2 separate regions of the Homo sapiens genome follow, and region 1 is linked to region 2. A link is a contact called in ENCODE Hi-C or POLR2A ChIA-PET data. All regions are on one chromosome and are shown on one strand. Each heading gives the region's core, a stretch centred on a gene start or an enhancer-like site at or near the end of the contact. The rest is flanking DNA. Distances are from core to core; before and after follow the strand shown.

Region 1 (2,835 bases), core at 61-2,560, 49 kb before region 2:
TTTTGTACTTTTTTTTCTTTAGTAGAGATGGGTTTTCACCCTGAGTTCAGGTCATCTATGTGCCTCGGCCTCCCAAAGTGCTGGGATTACAGGCATAAGTCACCGTGCCTGTCTCCCTGAAAGTATTTAAAACTGCAGGGAAGAGAATGTCTGGAAGATTTGCTGTATGTAGGGGAAAAGTGACCTTGAGTGAATTATCCTGAGGACCTGAAGAGAGGGAGCTCTGTCCTACCTGCTAGCAGCCCCACGATTGAGCCAATGGCTGCATGCAAGCAGATGAGTGGCGAGGAGATGAACAGAGCCACCAGGAACACGCCGCCTGTCCAGGGATTGTCACAGCCATACACCTGGCCGACCCCAACAGGGATGGCTTGTAACAGCTGCAAAGTTAACAGAATACAGGTCACTGGAGCATGGACAATAATGCAAAAACCAGACTCAGGGCCAGATTTGAGCCATTCCTCGGGGGAGTAATGGAGTGGAACGGGAGGATGACTGTACCCTCCAGCATGTGAGAGAACATGGGAGGCATGAGCTGGAACAAACAGCTCCTCACTCTACCACCCAGCAGGCATGTGAGCATCCCTCATGCAAAGCCAGGGCCCCCAACATGGGCTGGGCATGGATGCTTCTGAGGAACATACGGCTTCTGCTTTGAGGGGACCAGAATGCACCTCCTCCCTAGAATGCCGCTGGGAGTTTCAGGGCTCTCGGGGATTTCCTCTAGACCTTCTGAAATCCATACAAATATTCTAGGAATATTGAAAATACAGTAGGCCATTTTGATGTATGATTTGACTAAAAGTCACCCAGCCTGTTGTTGGTCAAGTGCAGGCTAGAGGCTCTGAGCTTGACCCCTAGCTCAGGTCTGAGGTCTTTGTCACCCTTGCTGTCTCTTTGTCAAGCCACTGCTGACACGTCCTCTTTGGCGGCCCCTGCCCATTCACTGCTACCCTGGGGGGTTGTGAGCCTTTGGAAAGGAGCAGTAGGCATGCCCCCTGCTCTCGAAGACCGCATAGCATTGTAGAAAGGTAGTATGTGGCACATCTGGAGAATGGCCTGAAGCCCAGACATCCCTGAGCCTGAGAGTAACTTGGTGCTGGAATTGGGGAGAATTTGTTTGGCAGTGCTGACAGATGGCTTTTCTGTGGCCAGGCTGAATTGTCGATATTTTTGGAGTCCTTTGAGGGCAGAAAAAGAAAGGAGGGAGAATGGCAGGGCAGGCAGAGCACTGGCCTGGGAGTAGAGGGCTCTAGCTTCCATCAGGGCTCTGCACAGTTCACTGTGTGACTGTGAGCATGTCACATCCTCGTCTGTAACAAGAGGCTGGCTTGGCAGATGATCTTCCAGCTTTAAGACTCTGTAGTTCTTTTCACCATTGCCAGGTCACATGACCTCTGTGAGGACAGGGCCCTTTATGCCCAGGTACACCATAGGTGCTTAACAAATAGGAATTGATTAGGTCAGTGGTTCCCAAACTTTGCTGTACAGTGGAATCCCCTGGGAATCTTTAAACAAATACTGATGCCCAGCTCTTCCCTAGACATTCTGATTTAATTGATATGGGGCATGGCAGGTCCTCAGGTGAGTCTAGTGTGCGATGGGAGATTAGTTATAGATGATCTACTGTAGACGTTGCTGTAGATGTTGGGAATAATTTAGTTTCTCCCTTTGGACCAAATTTTGTACTTTTTGACAATTTGATTTAATTCTGGAATAAGTATGATTTCTTCAGGGAGTAGTATTTGAAGAGCCTAGAGGGCTCTTAAACTTTGCTCACTCTTGTCTCTGAATGAATGGTCTTTTAATAACCAAATGCTGTTTGGACCAGAGTTTATAATCTTGCGAAAGGAATGGCAAGGGAGGGGTACTCAATCATATTTATTTATAGAAACCCAGAAAACACTTTGTACCAGACCAGGGAACTCAGCTTAAATGTTGGGAACAGGCTGGAAGTCTATTTAATAAATATCCCATGATTGCCAACATCTGAGGAATGCGGGATGCTGAGGGGAGTTCACGTCCACCTTTCCATCCGGGAACGCAGATTTTAAGCCCAAGCGGTCAAGAATGAGAGGAATGAGGGAATGAGTGGCCTTGGAATGGAGCCTGGGTTTAGAATGAAGCTTCCTCCGCTGGGATCTATATTTCAGCCTGGTGAGCTGTGCCCCAGGGCGGCCTTCCCTCCCAGCACGCTGCTCCCAGGCCGCAGCTGACACCCTGGTGTGAAGGGCAGTCAGGTGTGCCATGGAAATTTACTAAGCACCAGGCCTTCTTCACACTCCTCATAATTCTTATATAGCAACAATAAGCTGATTAAACAAAAAGGAAAAGGAAGGCCTTTCTCTGTTGTTTCAAAGAGAAAGAGGGAAGTGGCCTGGGAGCAGCGTGCTGGGGACCTCTCTAGTCTTGACAATAAAAATGTCTCCAGACATTGCCTAATGTCTCCAAGGGGCAAAATTATCCCTGCCTGAGAACCACTAAGAGAGAGAGTATATAAAAATTAACCCTCTGTCTTCTATGCTAATGCCTTTAAAATCCCAATTTTAAATGTTTATTTTAGTATCTTGCCCCTTTATCTGACTATACATTTTATCTAATATCTTTCACTCAACCACCACAGTTCTGTACTGTCAACGCTTATCTGTTCACTTGCATGTTATCTGTTTCCCCGTATAGAATGTAGGCTTCCTAAGAGCAGGATGTCATTGTCTTGTATTATCAGTATCTGAAAAAGTGTCCAGGCCATGTTACATGCTCAATAAGTACTGTTGAAAGGATCTATGGATGTGGCAGCAACCCTTTCTGATACCCTGCTGAGGCCCATCATCTGGT
Region 2 (3,023 bases), core at 498-2,997:
TCTACCAGTGCCTGGCACTTGAAGCTTGGAAATCTAGTGGCTCTACTGATGGGTGGCAAATGGGCTAGCCTGGACCACAGCTGTGAAACTGATGAAATGTCTTTGGCTCTCCCAGGTCCCTTTTTCTGCATGTGTCTTCATTTCATGTACCCACAACTCTTAGTGTATAGTGGGGTCTCCTTTGGTGGAGAGAAGCAATCAGGTAAATAGCCTAGAGCCTTGCTACTCAAAAGTGTACTTTATGACCCAGCAGCAGCACTGGGTGCTTGTTAGAAATATTGTTATCTCGGCTGGGCGTGGTGGCTCATGCCTGTAATCCCAGCATTTTGGGAGGCCGAGGTGGGTGGATCACGAGGTCAGGAGTTCAAGACCAGCCTGGCCAAGATGGTGAAACCCTGTCTGTACTAAAAATACAAAAACATTAGCTGGGTGTGGTGGTGGGCACCTGTAATCCCAGCTATTTGGGAGGCTGAGGCAGAGAACTGCTTGAACCCGGGAGGCGGAAGTTGCAGTGAGCTGAGATCGCACCACTGCACTCCAGCCTGGGCAACAGAGCGAGACTCCATCTCAAAAAAACAAAACAAAACAAGAAATATTGTTATCTCAGACTCCTCCACAGACCTACTGAATGAGAATCTGCATTTGAACAGGACTGCTGGGGGTATGTGTATGCCCATTACAGTTGGAGAAGCATTGGCTTAGATTATTAGTAACAAGCTATTACCACCCTCAGGGATATTTGCATATCAGAAGAGTAAGGAGAGGGTAGGAAAACTTTAAATAAAAAAATACACCTCCAATGGGGGTGAGAAGAGGGAGAGTTAAGACCTCAGTGACTGACATGTGGTATTTAGGTCTGTGTGTTGGGGTGGGATTGGGAGTGGGGAGGGTGGTGGCAATTTGAGAGTTCAGACTCTGCAGCACCCATGCTGAGGTTCACATACTGGCTCAGTCACTCATGTTGGTTATGTGATCTTAGTCTGTTGTGAGACATTGGGCGACTTGCCTCAATTTTGTCATCTGCAAGATGGGGATAATATCATTACGTTGCAGGGTTGTTAGGATGAAGTGATTTAATCCATGTCTAGAGCAGTGCCTTAGAACAGTGCCTTAGCACACTGTAAGCACTCAATCAATGTCAGCTTTTACTCTGATAATTTTCTAGGCATGAAGCTGTCCCTGGCAGCTGGGTCAGAGATGCTGCCAACTGCAGGGTGTGACATTCCTACTTCAGGGCCTTTGCATGAATGGCAGGTGGGTCCTGATGTTCCTGTCTGCCCTTACATTCCAGGGGTCTGGACTTTAGACCCCTAGGGTGCCAAGACCTGGGAAAGGAGAGCCCCGCTTGGCTTTCTGCAAGACAAACTCTGTACACACACGTGAGCTCCTGCAATTGCCCATGTCCTGTGGCGGTTTCCAGAAAACAAAACCAATTCACCTCCAGAGACTCCTCACCCTGTTCTGTTTGAAAATAAACATGCAATAGTTTTACGATGTGAATTATAGTCCAGTGGGAAATGAACTAAGACTGTCCAACTTCTTTAGGATGGACCATTTCATAGCTGGGGGGAGTATGGGCCTGTGAGTTTATGCAAAAAACAATGTTGTCAGCAGCTCTGATCTGAGGCAAGGAGAGCCAGCACCCGCAGTGAAGCTCTCTATCTCATTTATCCAGGGAAGGGACATGCTTTGATGGAAAGAGCCAAACTGGGATTCAGGAACTCTGGGTTTTCAAACTGTTGGACCCTGGGCAAGTTACTCCCTCTTTCTCTCTCTGCCTTTGGCCTCTCAGCTAGAAGACAAGGTGGGGCAGAACCTAAATGTCTGCCAAAGAATTGCTGGAGTCTCATGCGCTCTGAAGCAAATCATCCCAGCAGCTAAAGTGGTCAAAATGAGATATTCACCCACTTGGGAGAGGAATGATGGCGACCACCTCATTTTCTGAGAAGAGCCAAACCTCAAGAAAGCCCAGTTCTGCTGGGGTCCTAAGGAGCTCTCACGCTCAGACACAGAAATTTGCAAGCTCCTCAGAATTCCTTACCTTTCTTTGCATTCTTTCTTCAATAGCGCCTCCCTCCTCCCCTCCCTGCCCCAGCCTTGCCACTTCCCTCTTCTTCAGCAAGTTAACCAAATTCTCTCTTCATGGACAGTTCAATGGAAAGTTAGTCTGAAACGACAGTATATCATATTTCATGAATTTAATAGGGTTTTCATGATTTTACAAAGTGCCTCCACCAGACACTCGCAGCTGGAGGCGGCTCAGCGGGAGGCTGAAGCCCTGCATCTGGGTTTTTCAACTCTTGCCAAAATCCATTGAATTTGATCCGGAATGACTATGAATCTTTGGAATGTACAGTCCCTTTTCTCTTGCCTTATCCAAATAAAAAAAGGGGAGTGGGGAGGGTGGTGCGGGGAAATGTCCTATGAGAATTCCATATGGAAACACTAAACGTGCATTATAAAGGATTTCCTATAAACAAAATCACAGTCAGAGATGTTGGCCCCTCACCATGTTGAAAACAAAGGGCCCTTGTGTGTGTGTTTGTGTGCACTTTAAGACATACACGTATATTCATTTGGGGTACCTTGCAGCCCCCCTTTCTCTCTCCAGCTTTTTTTCCTTTCCAGCTCCCCACCCCCAAAACTAGCCCCCAACTCTTAACAAGAACAAACTTTAATCGTTCTGTGCAGTAAATCCCCTACAAATAAATATCCAGGGCAACTTCAAACAGGCTTAATTGGAAGCACATGGGAAGAACTCCACAGTCCTGGCCGAGGCCGCCGAGTTGTAATTTAATGTTATGATCTGCCATAAATATGTGCCATAATGAGTGGAGTTTGGGTTTCCCTTCTGTGTATCAGAAAACTGCAGGTTTGAGTTTTTTCACATTTTTTCTCCTTTGCTCTCTTTGTTCAGTCATCAAACTTCACATTTAACACCCCCCCCCACCCACCAACCCCAAACAAAAAAAGACAACCACAATCTAAACAGACCTTCCTCTCCCTTTCACCTCTCCCTGTAA

The links. Hi-C counts contacts between places; a loop is a spot of excess contacts on that map. ChIA-PET counts read pairs that join two places held with the same protein, here RNA polymerase II (POLR2A).
Region 1: a map of prostate gland shows a loop between it and region 2 (3-fold over the local background). The contact joins two enhancer-like sites. A Hi-C loop is called at or near these places in 1 of 168 maps with a recorded cell type or tissue (prostate gland). POLR2A ChIA-PET finds 5 or more read pairs at or near these places in 2 of 52 experiments (WTC11 and activated naive CD4-positive, alpha-beta T cell).

What each region holds. Positions count from the first base shown.
Region 1 is chr18:45,637,291-45,640,125 of GRCh38, reverse strand. SLC14A2 (solute carrier family 14 member 2) reads right to left here. Exons shown (of 20, transcript NM_007163.4): 7 at 233-380. All of the region lies in intron 7 of LOC105372093 (a long non-coding RNA gene), which reads left to right. Among named protein-coding and RNA genes, the nearest start is that of SLC14A2, 23 kb to the right of the region's middle. Within about 2 kb of position 1,310, at least 5 of the 41 ENCODE cell types and tissues checked have a DNase peak (open chromatin) inside an H3K27ac peak, as active enhancers do.
Region 2 is chr18:45,588,900-45,591,922 of GRCh38, reverse strand. It overlaps a transcript of SLC14A2 not described here. Among named protein-coding and RNA genes, the nearest start is that of SLC14A2, 25 kb to the left of the region's middle. RefSeq lists an enhancer at 1,159-3,023. Within about 2 kb of position 1,747, at least 8 of the 41 ENCODE cell types and tissues checked have a DNase peak (open chromatin) inside an H3K27ac peak, as active enhancers do.